Linked DNA regions of Homo sapiens: region 2 is linked to region 1. The links are chromatin loops, found by intact Hi-C in ENCODE. Cell type or tissue: PC-3. All regions are shown on one strand. Each heading gives the region's core, and the rest is flanking DNA. Links, peaks and the distances in the headings are about the cores only.

Region 1 (5,389 bases), core at 261-5,260:
CAGCTAATTTTTAAGCAATGGCTCTATTACCGTTTTTTTTTTTTTTTTTTTTTGTGAGACAAGGTTTCATTCCTGTCACCCAGGCTGGAGTGCAGTGGCGGGCTTTCAACTCAATACAACCTCTGCCTCCCAGGCTCAAGAAATCCTCCTGCATCAGCCTCCCAAGTAATGGGGACTACAGGCATGCGCCACTCCCCCAGCTAATTTTTGTATTTTTAGTAGAGACGGCCGGTCGGGGGCGGGGGGGATGTTTCGCCATGTTGCCCAGGCTGGTCTCCGACTCCTCCCCTCCAGTGATCTGCCTGCCTCAGCTTCCCAAAGTGTTGAGATTACAGGCATGAGCCACCGCGCCCAGCTCTATTAGCTTTTAATCATGATCAAGTCTCTTTCGTATGGAAAAAAATAAAAAATTCCTTTAATTCCATTTCTATCTCACGTTCACTCCTAGAAACTGCCCCCTTTTCCGTTTCCTTTAAACTAAACTTTGTGTCTGAACTTCTTTCATCATTTACTCATTTCCCAGCACCACTTTTGCCAAAACAACTCTCAATAATGCCATCAGGAACTCCATCCCACAGAAACTTTTCTGCTTCTATCCCTTCCCTGTGGAATACAAAAGAAGCGCCACTATATGGAAGCCTAGACTAACGGTGCCCAATTTCGACTCATTGTGCACTGATCTAAGTAGAAAATAAAGGGAAATTTGAGTACCCACCTACTGTTATATGTTCGGTTATGTATTTATTTTTAAATTATATGCTTATAGTATAGTTTAATATAGTATGTACATTACAAATAAAAGCAAATTTGCAAATTAATATGAAAAAGGTGAAGAAAAATAGATACTAAATGTCTTGCTAATTAGGATGCTTCATATTTTAATTCACTAATATCTTAAACATGATAGATGCTTAACAAGTTCCATTCTTAATCATACTGTATGAAAACCCTTATTTCAGGTAATCTTGATGATTTTAAATTTTTCTTAGCTGATTTTTCATCAGCTTTGATTGATTTTCATTACTCATGTGACTGATGTAAATCTTATTTTCTCTCTGATGCTTGCATTATTAGTATTATCTTATTAATATTATTGTTTACTGGTATCTTTCAAAGCCACTTATACATTTCAGAGATTTAAGTCAGTTACCACTAGATAATACAATCTGTAGACAGACATTTGCAGAGGCCATCTGTCACCATACACTGATAGCAAAAAAATGAAACTAGAGGCACCACTGACCATTCCTCCTCATTGTGGGATTCCAGTACTCTCTCCAGATGTCTCATGGACAGGACAGATGGAAGGAATGAGGGGGCCAGTGTAAGCCCTTATGTGACGTACTAGAAAATCCTGTTTCCCTTCCCTTTTTTTTTTAGAGAACAATAATCTTAAATAGAAGTTTGAATTTTCCCCCTGAACTATGATCTTGAGAAGTGTGTACTCTAATTTGCAAACCTGTAGTCTAAACCAGGGGTAGGCAAACTTTGTAAAGGGCCAGAAAATAACCATTTTCAGCTTTGTGAACCATGCTCTCTTTGTTGCAACTACTCAGCTCTGCTGCTGTAGGGCAGAAACAGCCATAGCCAATACATGAATAAACAAGCACTGTGGTATAATAAGAAATAGATTTGGTCTCTGTCTCCAGTTCCTGCCACAGAGCTCATAAAATCCTTGGAATTTCCTGAGTAATAGGAGTGTCTTTTGTGAGTCATAAAGAGCCCCTTTTAATCAGACCTGAGTTTACTCTAATGAGGTGACTTAGGGTGGGGTCCCTAGATATCCTCAAGATGGGGCTGGTTGGTCACCAGAAAAACCAACTGATTGGAAATTTTACCCCAGCCACAGACTTCTGGGAAGGTGAGGAGGGAGCTGGAGATTAAGCTCTATAAAAACTCTTGAAAAAAGAGATTTGATGAATGTCAGGATTGGTGAACACATCAGGGTACTGGGAGGTTGGTGTACCCAGAGAGGGCACAGAAGCTCCATGTGCCCCCTTACCCCATAACTTGCCCTGTGCATCTCTTCCATCTGGCTCTTCCTGATTTGTATCCTTTATACTAAACTGGTAAACATTAAGTGAAGTGCTTTTTTTTGAGTTCTTTGAGCCACCCTTGCAAATTATCAAACCTGAGGAGTGGGCCGTGGGAATCCTCAATTTATAGCTGGTCGTCCAGAAGTGTGGATGGCTGGACTTGTGACTGGCATTTGAGGTGGGCATAGTCTTATGGGACTGAGCCCTTAACTTGTGGGATTTGACACTAACTCCAGGTAGTGTCAGAATTGAGTTGAATTGTAGGACATCTAGCTGGTGTCCAGAGAATTGCAGAATTATTTGGTGTGGGAAAAAATCCACATATTTGGGGTCAGAAGGGTTGTGTGAGTGTAGAGAAACAGTGTTTTCCCACAAGCATAGCTGTTGTTCCAACATTGCTTTATTTACAAAAGTGGGTGGCAACCAATGTGGCCAATAGCTGTAGTTTGCCCATCTCTTGGTAAGAACAGCAAAAACCCAGATTCTCACAGGGGGAATTTGACACAGAAGAGCCTTGCTCCCAATAATGAAAGAAATAGTACAAGATGACAAATGCTTTTAGGTTCAGAGAATTCTAAATGTTGCTAAGGGTTAGGAAAGCAGGTGCAGGCTTCCAGCTCATTAAATCAAAGCTTTGGAAAGTAAACCACCAGGTCTCAAGATTAGAAAGATTTTCATGGTGTGCATTAGGTTGAACTAGAAGAAAGTGCTGATATTTGACCATTATTGACAAGCAAAAATGGCAACTTCATATGACTGAACTTATTTGCAGAAATAATACTAACGGTTAGGTTTAATTGAGTGCTTACTATATTTTTGACACTGGACCAATATTTTGCATGCATTCTTTTACTTATTTCTTATATCAAATCTGTAAGGTCACTACTATTATTTGCACTTTCCCAATAAGGAAATCAATAGCTGTTTACATACCCTGCCCAGAATCTCACAGCTAGAAAATGCTGGAATAGAAAATACTGTAACTGAACTTAGGCTTATTGAATCAAAAGTCCTTCCTCTTAGCCATCAAAAGTTTTCATGTTTAAAAACAATTTTTTTTTTGTAGAGATGGGTGTCTTGCTATGTTGCCCAGGCTGGTCTTGAACTCCTGACCTCCAGCAATCCTCCCACCTTGGGCTCCCAAAGTGCTGGTGAGCCACTGCTCACAGACATGAGCCACTGCACCTGGCCTGAAAGTAATCACTTTGGAAAAGTGAGGTTATGAGTGAAGAAGAAAAAGGGCACAGTATTATTTTGATGCACTATTATACAAATGAGCCAAATATGACCTCTGTATAATATGACCTCTGTATAATGGCCCCTATGTTGACCTCTGTATAATATGACCTTTGTATAATGGCCCCAAATATGACCTCTGTATAATGGCCCCTATGTTGCTTACTTCTTCACAGAGTGCTGAGAGGCTACAAGTGCCAAACTCAAATTCTTATGCATCCAGTTATTTTAAGTATAGCTCTCCACAAGCATATTTTATAGCATATTTTATATCAACTTATATATCTCCATGGTTTTATTTTTATATTTGTATGCAGGAGAATAACTTTATTACAATGATTATTTGCTTTTTTAAAGTTTTTTTAAAATTATACGTTAAGTTCTGGGATACACGTGCAGAACATGCAGGTTTGTTACATAGGTATACACGTGCCATGGTGGTTTGCTGCACCCATCAACCCATCATCTACATTAGGTATTTCTCCTAATGCTATCCCTCCCCTCGCCCCCCACCCCGACAGGTTCCAGTGTGTGCTGTTCCCCTCCCTGTGTCCATGTGTTCTCGTTGTTCAACTCCTACTTATGAGTGAGAACATGCAGTGTTTGGTTTTCTGTTCCTGTGTTACTTTGCTGAGAATGACGGTTTCCAGCTTCATCCATTTCCCTGAAAAGGACATGAACTCATCCTTTTTGTGGCTGCACAGTATTCCATGGTGTATATGTACCGCATTTTCTTTATCCAGTCTATCATTGGTGGACATATGGGTTGGTTCCAAGTCTTTGCTATTGTGAACAGTGCTGCAATAAACATACATGTTCATATGTCTTTATAGTAGAATGATTTATAATCCTTTGGGTATATACCAGTAATGGGATTGCTGGATCAAATGGTATTTCTGGTTCTAGATCCTTGAGGAATCGCCACACTGTCTTCCACAATGGTTGAACTAATTTACACTCCCACCAACAGTGTAAAAGCATTCCTATTTCTCCACATCCTCTCTAGCATCTGTTGTTTCCTGACTTTTTAGTGATCGCCATTCTAACTGGCATGAGATGGTAACTCATTGTGGTTTTGATTTGCATTTCTCTAATGACCAGTGATGATGAGATTTTTTTTTCATATTTTTGTTGGCTGCATAAATGTCTTTTTTTTTTTTTTTTTTTTTTGAGACAGAGTCTCGCACTGTCGCCCAGGCTGGAGCTCAGTGGCATGATCTTGGCTCACTGCAAACTCCACCTCCCAGGTTCAAGTGATTCTCCTTGCCTCAGCCTCCCAAGTAGCTGGGATTACAGGTGCCTGCCACCATGCCCGGATTTTTTTTTTTTGTATTTCTAGTAGGGACAGGGTTTCACTATGTTGGCCAGGCTGGACTCGAACTCCTGACCCTGTGATCCACCTGTCTCAGCCTCCAAAAGTGCTGGGATTACAGGTGTGAGCCACCACGCCCAGCCATAAATGTCTTCTTTTGAGAAGTGTCTGTTCATATCTTTCACCCACTTTTTGATGGGTTTTTTTTTCTTGTAAATTTGCTTAAGTTCTTTGTAGATTCTAGATATTAGCCCTTTGTCAGATGGATAGATTGCAAAAATTTTCTCCCATCCTGTAGGCTGCCTGTTCACTCTGATGATAGTTTCTTTTGCTGTGCAGAAGCTCTTTAGTTTATTTATATCCCATTTGTCAATTTTGGCTTTTCTTGGCATTGCTTTTCGTGTTTTAGTCATGAAGTCTTTGCCTATGCCTATGTCCTGAATGGTATTGCCTAGGTTTTCTTCTAGGGTTTTTATGGTTTTAGATCTTACGTTTGAGTCCTTAATCCATCTTGAGTTAATTTTTGTATAAGGTGTAAGGAAGGGGTTCAGTTTCAGTTTTCTGCATATGGCTAGCCAGTTTTCCCAGCACCATTTATTAAATAGGGAATCCTTTCCCCATTTCTTGGTTTTGTCATGTTTGTCAAAGACCAGATGGTTGTAGATGTGTGGTATTATTTCTGAGGGCTCTGTTCTGTTCCATTGGTCTCTATCTCTGTTTTGGTACCAGTACCATGCTGTTTTGGTTACTGTAAACTTGTACTATAGTTTGAAGTCAGGTAGCATGATGCCTCCAGCTTTGTTCT
Region 2 (5,389 bases), core at 176-5,175, 94 kb after region 1:
AGACACTTCTCAAAAGAAGACATTTATGCAGCCAACAGACACATGAAAAAATGCTCATCATCACTGGCCATCAGAGAAATGCAAATCAAAACCACGATACCTAGCTGTGAGATACCATCTCACACCAGTTAGAATGGTGATCATTAAAAAGTCAGGAAATGATAGATGCCAGAGAGGATGTGGAGAAATAGGAATGCTTTTACACTGTTGGTGGGACTGTAAACTAGTTCAACCATTGTGGAAGACAATGTGGCAATTCCTCAAGGATCTAGAACTAGAAATACCATTTGACCCAGCCATCCCATTACTGGGTATATACCCAAAGGATTATAAATCATGCTACTATAAAGACACATGCACATGTATGTTTATTGTGGCACTATTCACAATAGCAAAAACTTGGAACCAACCCAAATGTCCATCAATGATAGACTGGATTAAGAAAATGTGGCACATATACACCATGGAATACTATGCAGCCATAAAAAAGGATGAGTTTATGTCCTTTGCAGGGACATGGATGAAGCTGGAAACCATCATTCTGAGCAAACTATCACAAGGACAGAAAACCAAACACCGCATGTTCTCACTTACAGGTGGGATTTGAACAATGAGAACACTTGGACACAGGGTGGGGAACATCACACACAGGGGCCTATTGTGGGGTAGAGGGCAGGGGGAGGGATAGCATTAGGAGAAATACCTAATATAAATGATGAGTTAATGGGTACAGCAAACATGGCACATGTATACCTATGTAACAAACCTGCACATTGTGCACATGTACCCTAGAACTTAAAGTATAATAATAAAAAAATTTAAAAAAAGAAGCCCTGGTCTAAATTAGTGAGTCTCCATCCTGACTGTACATATCCTTGGAATTGTTTGGGAGTTTGAACATTACTTATGCCTAAGTTCCCCTCCTCAAAGTTTTGGATTTAAGTAGTCTGGGGTGCAGCCTGGACATCAGGATTATTATAGGCCCAGGGAATCTATTATGCATCCAAAATTGAGAATCACTGCTCTCTACCAAGAAGCAGCATGAACTAATTAGTTGATTTTATTGTTACACCATATTCCTGCTAGGCTAGGCCGGCTTTTTCTGTGCATTCACTACACCCACTCCTTAAAATCTTCTGATATCTTAGGACAGTGAACTGAATTATGGGCCACCCTAGACCAAAGGGAGAACAAGCAGATGGACCTACTTATGACACCTACCTAGGTGGCCCCTAGCTAGGTACAGTCACAGCTTAAAATGGTACCAAGTGAATTTTAAGTTCTGGGTATAGGATTTTCCACCCTAAGAATATGTGAAAATCACCTGAGAAACTTTTTTTTTTTGAGGCAAGTTCTTACTATGTTGCCCAGGCTGATCTCAAACTCCTGGGCTCAAGCCAACCCTCCCGTCTCAGTCTGCCAAGTACCTGAGACTATAGGTGCATGCCATTGAGCCCACCATCTGAGAGAATTTTAAGAAAGCCTGATTGATTGATGTGTAACCCACCACCCCAAAGCCAAGGTTTTTAACCTTGGCCATCTGTTGGAATCACCTGGGAACTTAAAAAAAATTACTGGGGTTCCAACCCCAGAGATTCTGATACAATTGGTCTGGGTGTGGCTGGGGCATGGGAACTTGTAAAACCTCCCCAGGGGATTCTAATGTGCAGCCAAGGTTAAGAATGTCTGGTCCAAGACAGGACTCTTCATTACGTATTCACAAGACTCTTCATGAGGTATTTACAACTCCTCTATGTTTTTCAAACCCGCCAGGGATTCTAAAGTACAGGCAGGGCTGAGAACCATTGCTTTAAGTGGGAAGCCAACATAAAACAACAAAATGGCAGTTACAATACTGTTATTATTTTTTAAAGTGCATATTTGCATAGGAAAAAGACTGAAATTATATGCTCCAAAATATGAATAGAATTCTTTTTGAGAGATGGGGTTACAAGTCATTTTTTATTTATGCTTTTCTTGATTTTCTGAAAATTTCTACAATGATTCCTAAAATCAGTGAGAAAAAAAATCCCATAAAAATTGCTTTGTATTCAATACTAGATTATCATAGTAGAAAAATATGTCACCTTATTTTGTCCAAAGTAATGAATCTGTAAGCATACAACTTCATCCATATATCGAATTAAACTCTATAAGCTGATGTCTGTTATTTGATAGAGGAGGCTGGGTTTGTCATCTTTGTCTTTATTAGACCCTAAGAGTTTATTATGTTGATTGTATCCTTCTTCTGCGGTGATTCTTTTAAAAATATTACTTGAAGGCATCCTCAGCCACTTACTGTTAAGGGACTTTGTGACATGACATAAATGTGTGCGTCCTCCAAAGACAGACATTTGCCTCTGAGATCCAGCAGAAGTCACTTCCCAGAAGAGCTCAGTTAATGCAGGGATTTCACAAATGACATTTCCTTTATGTCAACACAACCTCCAGCTTCATTTTCTGAAAGATAATCTAAGCTCTAAACTGAAAGTGGTCAGTGCTGTGAGACTGACTTCAATAAAGATTTGTTTACAGTTTAACATTAAAGGAGTTTGACAGGATAGATTTAAATTGTAGTATTTTTCCCCCACTATTACAAAAACTACTCAATAGGGCGCTCTCTCGCTCTCGCTCTCTCTCTCTCTCTATATATATATATCTCCAGATAGTACAAAGTTTGGATATTTGATTGTTCTAGATAGGTGGAAAATTAATTTCCTTAATCCTGTAAACTTTTTTCCCTTCCATCCTCTTTTATCAAAAAGAATTGGTCACAAACAGTTGTAAACCTTCCATTTTGTACTTAAACTGTATTTAAAAGGAATTAAATGTGCTTGCTCTTACCCCAGGGGTTCACAAATGTTGGCAAACTTTTAAGGAGGTGTTTTTGTTGTTGTTTTGGTTCTTAATATGTAACACAAAAACATCTATATAAAGTTAGGCCATTTCAAAAGTATCTGTTAAAATGTAATTCAATTGCTTAACAAGGGTCACTGACTGTGCCAGTCTGAGACAACTCACAGATCACTGAGACACATCCCTACTTTCAAGGAATTTACAAATTGCAGGGGAGATGTGTATGTTTACACATCACTAAAAATGCAAATCATTAAATTAGAAACCCAAGCAGACCACCATATACAAACAAAATGCTATGTAAACACAGAAAAAAATGGAGAAAATAATGTAAGCCAGAGAGAAACACTGAGCTGCATGGATATGGCTGGCAGCTCTAGAGCTACACCTAAAGGAAAGATTGGATTTCAGCAGTCACAAATGGGAAGAAGGGGTGGAAAGTCATCTCAGTTAGACTGAACAAGGGAAGGAATGGATTACGGATAGAAAAGCTCACGGAATGTTCAGACTTAAGTAGATAGTTGGATGGAGCTTGTATCTAGAGGCATGGGAGGTCTCAGGCCACCTTGTGGGTGGGCTTCAGAAGTGAGGTGGGAAGTTTGAGTGTTAACCTGCAGGCATTGCAGAGCTGCTAAGGGCTTGTTCAAAGACAGGGTGTGACTGAACTTCAGCTGCAGATGTGCTCTGGCAGGAGGCAGGGAGACCCAATAGGAACCTGCTGTAGCAAATGAGTGTGAGGTAATAAGACCCTGGTGATAAGGGCCTGGGCAGGGCAACCTAGGTACAGAATGGCAGACAGAAGCAACCTTGGGGAGGAAGATACTCCTCCAGACCTGCAGGCTGAGCAGATAGATGAGGGGCCAGAAAGAGAAGAGGTGTGTATGATGGTTGAGGTTTTGTACCTGGGCATCTTGGGGACGGAGACACCAGTAACTAGAGGAGAAAGAAGTAGGTTTGGGGGCAGGAAAACAAAGCCACTGAACTCAGTTTTTGATAAGCTATCAGCAATGTTGAACTTAACCTTACCCGTGTGACCCTGGGAAATAGTGCCAGTTAAAGAAACACCCCCACTCCTTTGTGTTTCAGAAACTGGCTTACTGCAAATAACTATCTTTCCCCATATGACTTAGGTAAGGGCCATGGGTGTCTCCTTGTTTACCTGTGAGAAGGCCAGACACAGACCCTGTACATTCCCATTCTTTGTCTCATACATGATTAGCTGAACTGCTTGTTCCACTGATCAATCAAAACCAGAGGCTTGTTAAGCAAGCTTCGGTCCAACTTCTTTCTCACCCCTGGTCCTGAAACTTCGGCTCATTTTCAGTTTGAGCCACCAAATGAGTGAATGAATAAATAAATAAATAAGAAAAAGAAAAACCCTTTTTGCCTAAGCCTTGAGACACTTGCAGACCTTATGGCCAGAGCAGAGCATCCTCCCTATTACAATAGTCCCTTTTTCTGCCTTGCAATAACCCTTTTGAAGAAAGCCTATCCTTACTAAGTCTGAATTTGTTTTTTATTTGACACTATCAAATTGTAACCTCAGACTGCTGGCCTCTCAACTGTCGTTTGCATCAGCTTTGTCTACTAGCAGTTCTACTTCAGGGCTCTACTTGGCCACCAAGGTGCTGCTGATGAGGAAAATATTTGTCTTTTTCCTCTGGATTTGCATATTCTATTCACTTTCCCAGTTCTCCTTCTAGACAGCTCTAATCTCTGAGCAGGCAATACTTTCTCAGTATTGTCCATCAGATCATACCCTTCCAGCTAAATTCACTTGCTCAATCTATAAGGCCAAACTCAAAGTCATACACATAGGCTACATAGGATGCATGATTCTACAGATATCTATCCAACAGAAATAGAATTCAAGAAACAGATGCAAGCTACATATGTAATTTTAAATTTCCTAGTAGCCACATTAAAGAAAGAAAACAGAAAAAGGTAAAAATAATTTTAATAACGTATTTTATTCAACCCAATATATCTAGATTATCAATATAAAATCAATAAATTCTTGAAATATTTTACATTCTTTTTTTTTTCACACTAACTACTCAGAATCCAGTGTATATTTTACACATATAGCCCATCTCAATTTGGGCTAGTACCTATTGTGTTTGACAGTACTGCTATAGATTATGATGTGTGATTTGCATCCATATTGGTCAGAGACTAGCCAACATGCAGAAACCACTCAAGCATTTCAACAGAGGGATTTTAATGCAGGGAATAGGTTATATAGATGTTGAGAGAGCAGAAGCCAAACATATAATAGTGGGGCAACTCATGGATTAACAATGGTAGGAAGCCACCCGTAGGCTGGAAGCACAGAGGAAGGAGGTGGCTTATGAGTGCTCAGGAGTTGGGATCAGCTGGTGGAAACTGAAGCCTTAGTAGATCTATTTAGAAGAATCCATGACTATGGATGACACATGACTATTGCCAGAAAAGCAAGGTGAGGAGGGAGGGGAGAAATACCTTGGCTTCTCCCTCCAGCCCTTCAATCTCCCATCAGTGCCTCCTATTGACC

Evidence for each region. Peaks named below come from ENCODE experiments on the same cell type or tissue, not always from the same donor. Only the 100,000 strongest peaks of a DNase experiment are listed, where the experiment ranks them.
Region 2: it touches region 1 in a loop (6-fold over the local background); 1 of 110 quality-filtered maps calls a loop at or near these places.

What each region holds. Positions count from the first base shown.
Region 1 is chrX:14,962,362-14,967,750 of GRCh38, forward strand. No RefSeq gene overlaps it. Among named protein-coding and RNA genes, the nearest start is that of MOSPD2, 92 kb to the left of the region's middle. In PC-3, for the core only: a CTCF peak has its summit at 2,312; DNase peaks (open chromatin) are centred at 1,330, 1,680 and 2,290; H3K4me3 peaks cover 933 bases; H3K27ac peaks cover 2,823 bases.
Region 2 is chrX:15,056,450-15,061,838 of GRCh38, forward strand. No RefSeq gene overlaps it. Among named protein-coding and RNA genes, the nearest start is that of MOSPD2, 190 kb to the left of the region's middle. In PC-3, for the core only: a CTCF peak has its summit at 3,248; no DNase peak of the experiment used is centred there.